2 separate regions of the Homo sapiens genome follow, and region 2 is linked to region 1. A link is an interaction called in ENCODE POLR2A ChIA-PET data of the cell type or tissue named here. Cell type or tissue: OCI-LY7. All regions are shown on one strand. Links, peaks and the distances in the headings refer to the core of each region. The heading gives the core; the rest is flanking DNA.

The links. ChIA-PET counts read pairs that join two places held together with the same protein. Peaks named below come from ENCODE experiments on the same cell type or tissue, not always from the same donor. Only the 100,000 strongest peaks of a DNase experiment are listed, where the experiment ranks them.
Region 2: POLR2A ChIA-PET joins it to region 1 with 7 read pairs; 3 of 35 experiments call an interaction of 5 or more read pairs at or near these places.

Annotation. Positions count from the first base shown.
Region 1 is chr16:12,329,023-12,335,068 of GRCh38, reverse strand. The region is part of intron 15 of SNX29 (sorting nexin 29); the gene reads right to left. Among named protein-coding and RNA genes, the nearest start is that of SNX29-AS2, 41 kb to the left of the region's middle. RefSeq lists an enhancer at 2,322-2,822. In OCI-LY7, for the core only: no CTCF peak of the experiment used is centred there; DNase peaks (open chromatin) are centred at 3,388, 4,858 and 5,228; H3K4me3 peaks cover 2,259 bases; H3K27ac peaks cover 4,642 bases.
Region 2 is chr16:12,736,461-12,742,506 of GRCh38, reverse strand. The region is part of intron 2 of CPPED1 (calcineurin like phosphoesterase domain containing 1); the gene reads left to right. Among named protein-coding and RNA genes, the nearest start is that of MIR4718, 19 kb to the right of the region's middle. In OCI-LY7, for the core only: no CTCF peak of the experiment used is centred there; no DNase peak of the experiment used is centred there.

The sequences.
Region 1 (6,046 bases), core at 589-5,588:
GAACGGTAGTGAAGCGACAGTCAACCTCCCCTCACATGCATCTTGGCAGGGTTTGTTTTCTGACGCATATTCGCTGACGGAATGCTCAGTCGATGACAGGCCCAAAGGTTTGTGTATGACATCAAATTTGAAAGACTGTTGCTTTTTAAAAAAAAAAAAAAAAAAAAGGCTCTGGGGCTGATAACTTAAAGCAAAAGGGGCTGACACAAATGCCTATAGGGACCAGGCAGGTAAAATAATTGAGAGAAGCAGGCTAGGTGGGGATGGGGTGACATGGTGAGGACTGCCCTCTTGAAAACAGGGCCACCACTACTGAGCCCCAAGTGAACACACCCACCTATGTGGGAGCTTTCCATTTTCTCAAGGGAAATTGGAAATAGTGAGCTTTATGGGAAATGGCCCGAATGTTCAGCATTGTCAATAAATTCAATCCTAAAAACCGAATTAGCCAAATCAAACAGATCTATGGGCTATATGCAGCCCAGGATGCCAGATTCTTATCTTTGATTTAAAGGGGTCCCATAATGTTTGCGGGGAAGGATACTTTGTCATCAGAATAGCATCCCTGTGTCCCTGTTTTATGCATCAAGATTAAGTGAAATCATTCATGCAAAGTGGTTTGCACGGTGCCGAACACAAAAGAACATTCGAATGCACCCGGGGATGATTTTTTTCCCCAAGGTGGGACTCACCTACACAGGAAGACAGAGCTTCACAAAAGCGAAGCCCCAGACCTCAAAGTCTCTCATGTTTCTCTACCAAAGGACCCACCAACAAACAGTTGCTGTGAAAGTTGCCCCAAGCTAAGCGAGTTCCTTGGCGGTGTGCTTTGTTTCAAAACATGCCATCCCAAAGATCTCCAGACTGCTTAGGTTTTTAAACCAACATTTGTCATTTTGCTGCACTTGTCTTTACTCAAAACCTCAAAGACCTAAAGTGGATGGCTTCAGAGGTGACAGTGTCTTTGAAGTGTTTCCCTACGTCTAGCTGAAAGGGATGAGCCATGTTTTCGCTTCCCTACAAGGCCGTCTAAAAATTAAACATCCCAGATATTTAACAAACACACCCATCAGCCACAGGGGAAGACAAGGAACATCCCCATGAGGTTACATTCATTTCAGTGAGATGGCAAAGATAAATGCAGGGCACGGAAACGCGGGATGCATCTGCCTGGCAGCCACACCTGTCATTCTCCATTCGGGTCTCTGAGAATAACTGGAATGGACCTGGCTAAACATGGCCTTTTCTACCTCAGCCATCCTACAGGGTAGGACCCTCCTTCCTGCCCAGTCCCCAGGACATAGGCTCTGTGAGAGATACAGATAATGGCTGAAGTAATAAGACCTTCTCACCTGCTTGGGAAGAAATTCTTATCAGGAGCCATGAAAAGATTAGAGAGTCCGGACTGGGAGCCCTGGGGAAGAGGAAATCACACCCTCTTCATCACAGCTACAAGCCCAACACCTAGACAGCACCAGGCCCATCACAGGTGCTTGATAAATGTTGTTGAATGAACAAAGGTACACTGAATTCAGCACACCCATACTGATCATTGATCAGATGTAATTGATCAAATTACTTAATCTCTGAGCTTCAGCTTTCTTCTCTCTCAAACAGGGAAAACTCTACCAACATCCTAAGAGTTGTAAAAATTAACTGATTGCGGCCAGGTGCGGTGGCTCACGTCTGTAATCCCAACACTTTGGGAGGCCGAGGCAGGCAGATCACGAGGTCAGGAGTTCAAGACGAGCCTGACCAATATGGTGAAATCCCATCTCTACTAAAATACACAAAAATTAGCCGGGCATGGTGGCACGCACCTGTAGTCCCAGTTACTTGGGAGGCTGAGGCAGGACAATCACTTGAACTTGGTAGGCGGAAGTTGCAGTGAGCCAAGATCGCACCACTGCACTCCAGCCTGGACAACAGAACAAGACTCTGCCTCAAAAAAAAAAAAAAAAATTAACTGATTGCCTGCAAAACATTTGTGAATGAACAAATGCACACTGCTAAATATCCAGGATGCTAAATACTCCATTCCCTTCATTCTTTCCTCCCTTCTTCCATTTCCTCCCCTCTGAAATACTGCCTGCGGAGCGTCTGTACATGCACACTAACCGCACGAGCAGGGGTGGCCATGAGGGTCTCAAAGCGGGCCCAGGAGAGAAGTGAGCTTGGAGGTGAGGCTTGAAGGACGAGGGCACATGGAGTGACGAAGCAGGCGGGCAACAGCAGCCAAGACGAAATGAAAGAGGAGCAGACAGGACCGTGAGGACTGACGAGGAGACCAGAGGCCAGAAGAACCAAGGGCAGGAATGGGGAAGTGCTAGAGATCAGGCTGGGAGGATAAGAGAAAGACAGAGGTGCCCAACCCTGGTGGCGGCCAGGGGCTGGGATGCAGGTGGACCTGGAAGGTGGGCCTAAGGACGGGGTTCTTGAGCGTCAAAAGCACCTGCCCATGGACCTCGGGGGAGCTCACAACCACTCCACCATGCAGCACTGGGTCTTCCTCAAGCTTTGTGATCATGGCCTTCAATATGACGAGGACGGGGGAGGATAGAGTCATCACTTTAACAGGCAAAAGGCGCACAAAGAGAGTAACACATTTTTAAAACGCCACCAATAACACAGCTTTAACAAGCCTTTCCTAACAGGCACGACTAGCAAATGAGCAACCCAGCTAGATGCCAAAGTTAATTTGCTCAGAAACTATGGAAAATGACGGAGCTTCATGCAGGGGAAAGCCAGATGCAACCATTTGGCAACGAGCTGAAGACACGCACTTGTGCATGCATATGCCCGTGCACACACACACAAACACACACAAGGACGCAAGTGCACACACCGCACGCACACCTGGCTCTGAGTCAGGTGAAAGTTCATTTTCCCTGACCATCAATTTTCTTCTAGGATGAGGATAATAGTAATAATGTTAATAACAGCATCAGTAACAGCAAAAGTAAGTAATGCTCACATTGTAAATTATTTCTTTATTATTATTATTTTTTTGAGATGGAGTTTCGCTCTGTCACCCAGGCTCCAGTGCAGTGGCATGATCTTGGCTCACTGCAGGCTCCACCTACTAGGTTCAAGCGATCCTCCTGTGTCAGCCTCCCAAGTAGCTGGGACTACAGGCGTGCGCCACCACTTGCCTGCTAAGGTTCCTGGGGCATTCACTGTGCTTGGCCAAATTGTTTAATTCTTAAAACAATATTCTGGCCAGGCATGGTGGCTCACACTTGTAATCCCAGCACATTGGGAGGCTGAGGCAGGCAGATCACCTGAGGTCAGGAGTTCAAGACCAGCCTGGCCAACATGGTGAAACGACATCTCTACTAAAAATACAAAAGTTAGCCAGGTGTGGAGGCGGGCGCCTGTAGTCCCAGCTACTTCAGAGACTGAGGCAGGAGATTTGCATGAACCCAGGAGGCAGAGGCTGCAGTGAGCCAAGATCGCTGCCACTGCACTCCAGCCTGGGCAACAGAGTGAGACTTCATCTCAAAAACAAAAAAATTCTGGAACAGGTCTTCTGTGTTCTCATTTCACAGGTGGGGAAACTGAGGCTCAGAGACATTAAGGAACATGCCCACAATGACACAGTGTGTCAGATACAACACCTCATGCTCTCAGCACCTATACGTACGCTATGCTGCTTCAAATGCTTTTTGGAATAAGACCAGGTAAAAATGAATAAAAATTAAATCAAAGTTTAGACAGCTTCTGTGTCTTTTTCTGGTACCAAGCTAGGCCCAAGAAATGCATGACCAAGGGACCCACTTGGAGCACGTAGAGAAGGCTCTGTCCTGTAAATCTCATGATCTCTGTGTAGGAGTTTCTAGGAGTGAAACCGGGCAGCCAAGCCCAGCAGCCTGGAAAGTTGGGCTCAGCAGCTGAGGCCAAAGCTCTCTCTGGAGAAGGGCCAGTCAGGCCTGCCAAGCTCATACCAGCAGAGGATTCAAGGTAGGAGCCCATGGGGTGCAATCCACAGCCCCCTTCCAAACACAGACACAGGCTCTGAAGCAAGGAACTGTAGTTGGCTACAGAGGCCCAAAGAAGATGAGAAACTGAATTGCTCCCAGTGTGTGGACAACAGTCAAGGAAGCCTTCTGCAGCCTATAAGCCAGGGGGCTAGCATGCCTGGAGTGGCCAACCACATTCTGTGTCAGGGCTCTGCCCCAGGAGCCTTTGCAGGCAAGTGCAGGGAAGACCAGCTTTTCCATCTGAACGTGAAGCTGCACCCAAACTCCTCCATCCGCCAGACCTACACTGGGCTGCTGAGTGACCAAATAGAATCCAGGCCTAAAAATATCTGAAGTGATTTTCTGGGAGCAAGGATGCCACCCTCAGCCCTGAAACCTGCCACAAGCGCCGCCAGGACTCGCGTGCTGGTTAAGAACCAGGGCTCTGGGGTCCAGCCGCCTGGCTCCGCTGCCTGCAAAGATGTCACCTCAGGCTACTATTTCAACCCACTGGGACTCAGTTTCCATATTCTGTAAAAAGGTGACAATGGTGACCACCTGTCGTCCAGAGCTGTCGGGAGGATTAAACAGTTCGCAGTGAAAGCGTGGCTCACAGATGCATTGCGTGAGTGTTAACTATCATTACTTATGACCGTCAAGCCCATTTCAGGCTGGAGTGCCGTGGTGTGATCTCAGCTCACTGCAACCTCTGCCTCCTGGGTTCATGCGATTCTCCTGCCTCAGCCTCCCGAGTAGCTGGGATTAGAGGCGTCCGCCACCATGCTTGGCTAATTTCTCTATTTTTACTGGAAATGGGGTTTCGCCATGTTGGTCAGGCTGGTCGCCAGGTGAGGAAACAGGCACAGAGAGGTTAAGTCGTTTACTCAAGGCCACAAGGGGACCACCATTTCCTGAGCACATCTCTGTCCCAGGCACCAGGCCAACTGTTTCACATCACTGATCCTGAGCCTCCCGCAACAACAACAAAAGTGACTAATACTTAAGCTGTAAATTATTTAATTCTCAAAACAACATTCTGCAATGGGTCTTCATTATCCCCATTTCACAGACAGGGAAAATGAGGTTCAGAGATGTTGAGGAGTGTGCCCATCAGGATAGTGTCTCAGACGCAACAGCCCAAGCTCCTGCACCTATCTGTAAGATATGCCACTCAAATGCCTTTTGGAACAAGACAGGGTATAAATAACTGTTAACGCGTCTTAGTCCCTTCAGAAAAAAACAGCTCTTGTCAAAGAGGAACAGTGATCTTTGTGCTATTCAAAGAACAGGTCTGAAAAATACAAGTCAAGTCATTCAACAGAAGCTGAAAAGAGAAGGGCCACTTGGCATGTGTGCCAACACCTCAATCCCACCTGAGTGATCTGAAGCAGAGGACTCGTTGCCAGTGAACTGTGAGCCAACGCATAGCAGAAAAACATGCTTAGCAGCTGGCATGGATAGACACGAAGGTAATACACACTCCTGTTTATTGCATAGGGCTGTGTGGGGTACAAATCACTCTCCAATCATTTATGCCACTGAAAAATACAATCATAAAAACCATTAAGAGGAGGGCTAGTTCCCAGCTAGGAACCAAATTATCTTTACCAGACAACACTGGTCAGTCCTGCGGTTTATGTGCCAGGCACCATGCAAGTGGCTGGGATGACAAAACCCAGTAAGCCAGCACCTGCCTGTGGAGAGTTCAACTGGACACAGCTGCTAGTAGCAACCCAGTATCCATCCCAGGTCTTTGCCTACAGTTGCTAAGCTGCTGAGATGGACGCCTAGAGCTACTGGGGGTATTTTTTCACTTTTTTTTTTTTTTTTTTTGAGACAAGGTCTCACCATGTTGCTCAGGCTGGAGTGCAGTGGCATAATCATAGCTCACTGCAGCCTTGAACTCCTGGGCTCAAGAGATCCTCCTGCCTCAGCCTCCTGAGTAGCTGGGACCACAGGTACGCACCACCATGCCCAGCTCAATTTTGTTTTCTATTTTTTGTAGAGACTGGGTCTCCTGATGTTGCCTAAGCTGGTCTTGAACTCCTGACCTCAAGCCATCCTCCTGCCTCAGCCTCCCAAAGTGT
Region 2 (6,046 bases), core at 383-5,382, 410 kb before region 1:
TGAGCAGATAGATTTTATGTTTTTGCAATGAGTGAAATAAATTTTCCCATATCTATTTAAGGTTGGCAATCATTATCTTTTTATCATCTTGGAACATTTGTAATTCCTTTAATATGTTTAGTTAGGAATTTTCTACCTTCCTCATCTTGTCCGATAGTTTAAAATCCCACAGTTATTTCACGGGCTCCTCATACCTGCCTGTGTGATTTCTAACATGTCACGCTATGCAACCAGTTGCTTTTACTTGTAGAGTGTTTCTTTAGGTAATAGCTTATTATTGGTTATGTGATTACAGTGTGTTAAAGACAGGTCTGTAGTTATGTAAAATGCCGTTTCTCTGAGTATCATGGTCATTTCCACATATTTCTCTATTCATGTATTTGTAAGAATATATCTATTTTTGCAGTATTTTATTTATTTATTTATTTTATTTTATTTTCTGAAACGGAGCCTTGTTCTGTCACCTAGGCTGGAGTGCAGTGGTCTGATCTCGACTCACTGTGACCTCCCCCTCCCAGGTTCAAGCGATTGTCCCGCCTCATCCTCCCAAGTCATTGGGATTACAGTCATGTGCCACGAAGCCCTGCTAATTTTTTGTATTTTTAGTAGAGACAGGATTTCACCATGTTGGCGATGCTGGTTTCGAACTCCTGGTTTCGAACTCCTGACCTCAAGTGATCCACCTGCCTCGGCCTCCCAAAGAACTGGGATTACGGGCGTGAACCACCACGCCAGGTCAGTTTTGCAGTGTTTTAAATACTGTTGTCTTTGAGAGGAGAGAGGCACGCACATAGACTATGGTGATTACCATCATATACTGGAAAGTGCAAAGTGTAGCGCAGTTAACTGTGAGCCATCTCATCAAACCCTAACAGATGTCTCATTTGTCCATAAAGGGGCTTCTGTCCCATAGAAATTCATGTACCCAACCTACTCTTCAACCATGATTTTTCTCTGATGGCCTGTGTGAACAGATTAATGGTGTCCATCTAATTCCTTCCCCACTGGGGGAAAGCAAATCATCAGGCCCATTGCAAAAACTGCTCTTGGTTGAGCTTCCTGCCTTAAATCATACCCACAGTGAATGGCGTCCCTTTATCACCGCTAATGACTCTGACATCTCTCTCCACTCACATGTGAGCCTCCTCAGCTCTCGATAAACAAGTCTGTCTCGGTTCATTTATTCTACAAAAAAAAAAAAAAAAAGGGCAGCCAGAGGAGGATTTATTTTTTTCTGCTGATTTTTAAAAGTCTGATGTGAAACCATTCTGAGTGTCTCTGGTGCCATTTATGAGGCAGAACCATTCTTTCTGATGATTTACTCTCTCTGCCGTCCTGCCCACTATATTTTAAGTACTATCCTAGTTGGCCTGGAGTTACTATGATATTTTGTCATAATTGGGCCCCATTATATTGCTATGTCGGGCAGTTTTCCTGTTTTAGAAAGGGCACTGTTATCTAGTGCAATGCTGGCTCCTTAGAGATGTGGATTAAATGACTTGCTAAGCCTGTTAAATAGTTGTGGACTCATCCTTTTCTCTTGTGATCAGCCGGGAAAGCTGGTGGATCACTTAGGAGAGTGTTTGCCTGCAGGTAACAAGCCACCCAGTATTGGGAGCTGAAAGCAGTAGGGGACATGGTGCAGCAGCCCAGCAGCACCCTCCCGGACCAGGGGCTTTCTAACCTTCTGACAGATTCTCACACTCTGTGCTCTCCTTTCCTGCCACAGGGCCTTGCACCTGCTGTTCACTCTGCTAGGGATTCTCTCCTTCACCCCTGCTCCCCCAGCATTCTCATCACCCACTGAGGAAAGCTGCCCTTGCCCCTGCAGCTGGCTGAAAACCCCTGCTATATAAAGGAGTGGGCCAAGCACTCCCTTCTTTGTAACGCTAATAATATATTCTAATTTGACATTTAGCTGTGAGGCCCTTCTATTGTCCTCATCCCCAGTAGACGGTAAACTCCATGAGTGCAAGGACCAGACCTAATTAGTCATGATTGGTATGCACTAGGAATACTTTTGGCTACGGGTTTTTAAAAAGTAGCTTTTTTTTTTTTTTTTGAGGCAGAGTCTCGTTCTGTTGCCCAGGTTGGTGTGCAGTGGTGCAATCTCTGCTCACTGCAACCTCTGCCTCCCAGGTTCAAGAGATTCTCCCACCTCAGCCTCCTGAGTAGCTGGGACTACAGGTGCCTGCCGTCATGCCCGGCTAATTTTTGTATTTTTGTAGAGATGGGGTTTCACCATGTTGGCCAGGCTGGTGTTGAACTCCTGACCTCAGGTACCCGCCCACCTCAGCCTCCCAAAATGCTGGGATTACAGCCATGAGCCACTGCGCCCGGCCTAAAAAGTATCTTAAATAAAGCAGGGCTGGCTCGCTCTTTCTTTCCTTTCTTTCCTTTCCTTCCTTTCCTTCCTTTCCTTTCTTTCCTTTCTTTTTTTCTTTTCTCCTTCCTTTTCTTTTCTTTTCTTTTCTTTTCTTTCTTTCGTCTTTCTTTCCACATAATAACAAGGCTAGGCAGCTCCGACCATTGACTTATTTGGTTTACACTGTCATGACCAGTGTCTCTGCCAATTTCTTGTTATTTTCCTCATGGTTGCAAAATGGCTGCTGTAGCCCAGCCATCACCTCACTGTTTAAGAGAAGAAGGCAGGAAGGGAGGCAGTACCACTGACACCTAACCCTTTTATCAAGAAACCAAAAGTTTCCCTGGAATCCCCCAGCCAATTTCTCCTCATGTCTCCTTGCCACTTGGCCACCTCTAACTAGAGAGGAGGCTGCGAACCATGTTGTTGCTTTGGCATCCTCTATACTAGAGGCAAAAATGGGAGAAAAAGGAGGAAATGAGAGAGAGGTTAGCCTACTCGTAGCAATCTGCCCCACTCTTGCAGCCCCAGTGTTTACTCGAACAAGCACTTTTTTTTTTGAAATGGAGTTTTGCTCTTGTTGTCCAGACTGGAGGGCAATGGTGTGATCTTGGCTCACTGTAACCTCCGCCTCCCAGGTTCAAGTGATTCTCCTGCCTCAGCCTCCTGAGTAGCTGGGATTACAGGCGCCTGCCACCATGCCCAACTAATATTTTGTATTTTTAGTAGAGACAGAGTTTCACCATGTTGGCCAACCTGGTCTTGAACTCCTGACCTCAGGTGATCCACCCGCCTCAGCCTCCCAAAGTGCTGTGATTACAGGCGTGAGCCACTGTGCCTGGCCAGCACTTTGGTATTAATGGACAGGTAGAAAAAACTCACTTGCTTGGACTGTTTGTCCATTCATTTATCCATTCATTTAGTGTCCAGGGCAAGCCAGTCTCTCTACTACTTATTCTACATGCACACTTTCTTATTCTCATGACCATTCTGTCCAGTGAGGCGCTACTATTTTTATTTTGGGATTAGAAACAATCTCAGGAAGAATCAATACCTTACTTAAGGTTACACAGCTCGGTAAGCAGCAGACCCAAGACTCAATGCGAAAGCCGCCTCCCTCCCAAACCCACTCACCCTTCACCGTGTGGTGCTAACCTCCCTGAGCAAGCACTGCTGATCCTGGGATCAGAGTAGGAAAACTCCTTCATTTAACTTTTCTCTACCAGGAGGTAATGATCATTAGCCTGCCAGGGTTTAGCTGCTACATTAAACATGTTTTGGCAAAACAGTTTGCTAATAATATTGCAACTGAACAAAATATATTGAATCTGTAATTTGGGGTGATTTTATATTTGGGGCCTAACTAGATGACATTCGTTTTATGAGTAGGGTTATAATTTTTAGCAGGACCTTGTATGGTAGGCTACTAAATTACCCAGAGGTTAGTCCATACCCATAAACTCTCTAAATAATTTGAATAATTTTTTTCCTGTTTAAGTAGGTAAGGCACTTTGCTAGGAGATTTTGCTTTTACTTTCTTATTCCTGAAAAATCTCAGCATTCTTGCTTCTGAATAAATGAATCAGTGGTCATCTGTATTCATGTCCACAGCTTACAGTTACACATTTGTGAACTAAAATATTCAGAGACATTTCATCTCTGCAACATTTTTTTTAATAATAAGCAGGTGTGTGTGTGTGCGCGAGTGTGTGTGTGTGATTATAAAAGTAATAGATATGCAATCAAAAGACATTTTGGAAGAAGAGAGGAAAATCACTCGTAATTCTGTACCACCCAGAGGTAATAACTATTAACATTGTTGGCATATTTCCTTCCTAATTTTTAAAAATTTTTTTTGCATAGCTGAGTTCCTACATTATTTGCGGTTTTGTGTGCTGCAATTTTTCATATAATATCAACAACCTCCTTATTATTACAAGCATCATTGTGAACGGCTGCGTAATGTCCTTTCATTAAGAACACAACAATCCTTTACTGGGCTGCTCTTCTCGTGATGCACATTCGGATTATCTCCCGGATACATGAATTCTTAACATTTTCTAAAGAAAGAATAATCCAAGCCACGACGCATCTGCCAACAGGCCCTCTACCTGCGTCGGGTACCGTGTTAACCACTTATCCCCAGGAAGGCGTCAGTCATTATCATTTCCATGATGACTTTGTCCTGGTAGAACAGGATGCTGGCAATTTTTATACTTTAAAAAATGACCGGATTCCTCGGTTTTGCAGGCAGGGGTCCCCTGACACAGGGAAGATGAATGCCAAGAAGACCAAGAAGAGAGAGAGAAAATTGCTCAAATGTTCCCTCCAGCCGCTCCCTCCCACTGTTCCTTATCTGGCAGCCACTCTGGCGACCTCAGAGCCCTTTTGCTGCGCAGCTCCAGTGTCCCTTTTCTTCTCATGGCTCAGCAGCCCCTCTGACCACTGCAGCCTCACACAGTTCCTAGAATTCTTCAGGGGGGCAAGAGTAAGCTGCTCAGACCATGTGTTAACTTCAGTCTTCCAAAATATTGTGGCCAATAAAAGCATTGTAGCCAGAGAGGTTATTCAAACGCTCAGCCCTGAGTATGCCCTTGCCTGCTTAAAACCCTCCAGGGGCTGCCGGTTGCTCTGAGAATCCAGACAGGTCCCTGCATGGGAACCACAAGGCTCTGCCTGATCTGGCCCTGCCTGCTGTATCTCCTGTCACTCTGGGCCCCACCTGTAAGGGGTGCTTTTTGGTTCCTCTGTGTCCTTTTCACATTCTGTTCCCTCTTCCTACACACTGTTCCCTCTGCCTGCTCTCCCTTCTTCTCCTTCTTCCCATGAATTTGGACTGCCTGCTTGTCCTTCAGATCTTTGTTGCCCTACACCTTCAAGTTGTTGCTCAAATGTTACCTTTTCATTGAAATGATCTCTGATTTTTTTTATTATTATTATTATTATTTTTTTGAGACATGGTCTCACTCTCTCGCCCAGACTGGAGTGCAATGGCACAATCTCAGCTCACTGCAACCTCCACCTCCCGGGTTCAAGAGATTCTCCTGCCTCAGCCTCCTGAGTAGCTGGGACTGCAGGTGTGCGCCATCGCACCCAGCTAATTTTTGTATTTTTAGTAGAGACAGGGTTTTACCATGTTAGCCAGGCTGGTCTGAAACTCCTGACCTCAAGTGATCCACCCACCTGGGCCTCCCAAGGTGCTGGGATTACAGGGGTGAGCCACCGCACCCATCTGATGATCTCTGATTTTAGAGTTGCAGCTCTTCCCCTCCCCACTGCCTTCCCACTTGGTTTCCCTCCGTAACACTTAGCACCATCTAATATACTGCCTGCTTTACCTATTAGCTGCACTGATCATCCATCTTTCTCCATTAAAACATAAGCTCCATGAAGGCAGACACTTTTGTTGTATTCTTAGTGCCTAGAATCTTAGTGTTTAGATTGCCTAGCATTCTGTAAATAATGGTTAAGCAAATGGAAGAATACTGAATCTAAGTCTCTCCTCCTCCCTTTTCTTTGTATTCACTTCTATGGGCTAGAATTTACTTTGATTCCCTTCAACACAACAGCTAGAAGTTTCCAGACAATGAAAGCCAAAATCCAGGCCAGGTGCGGTGGCTCACACCTATAATCCCAGCCCTTTGGGAGGCCGAGGCAGGTAGATCACATGAGGCCAGGAGC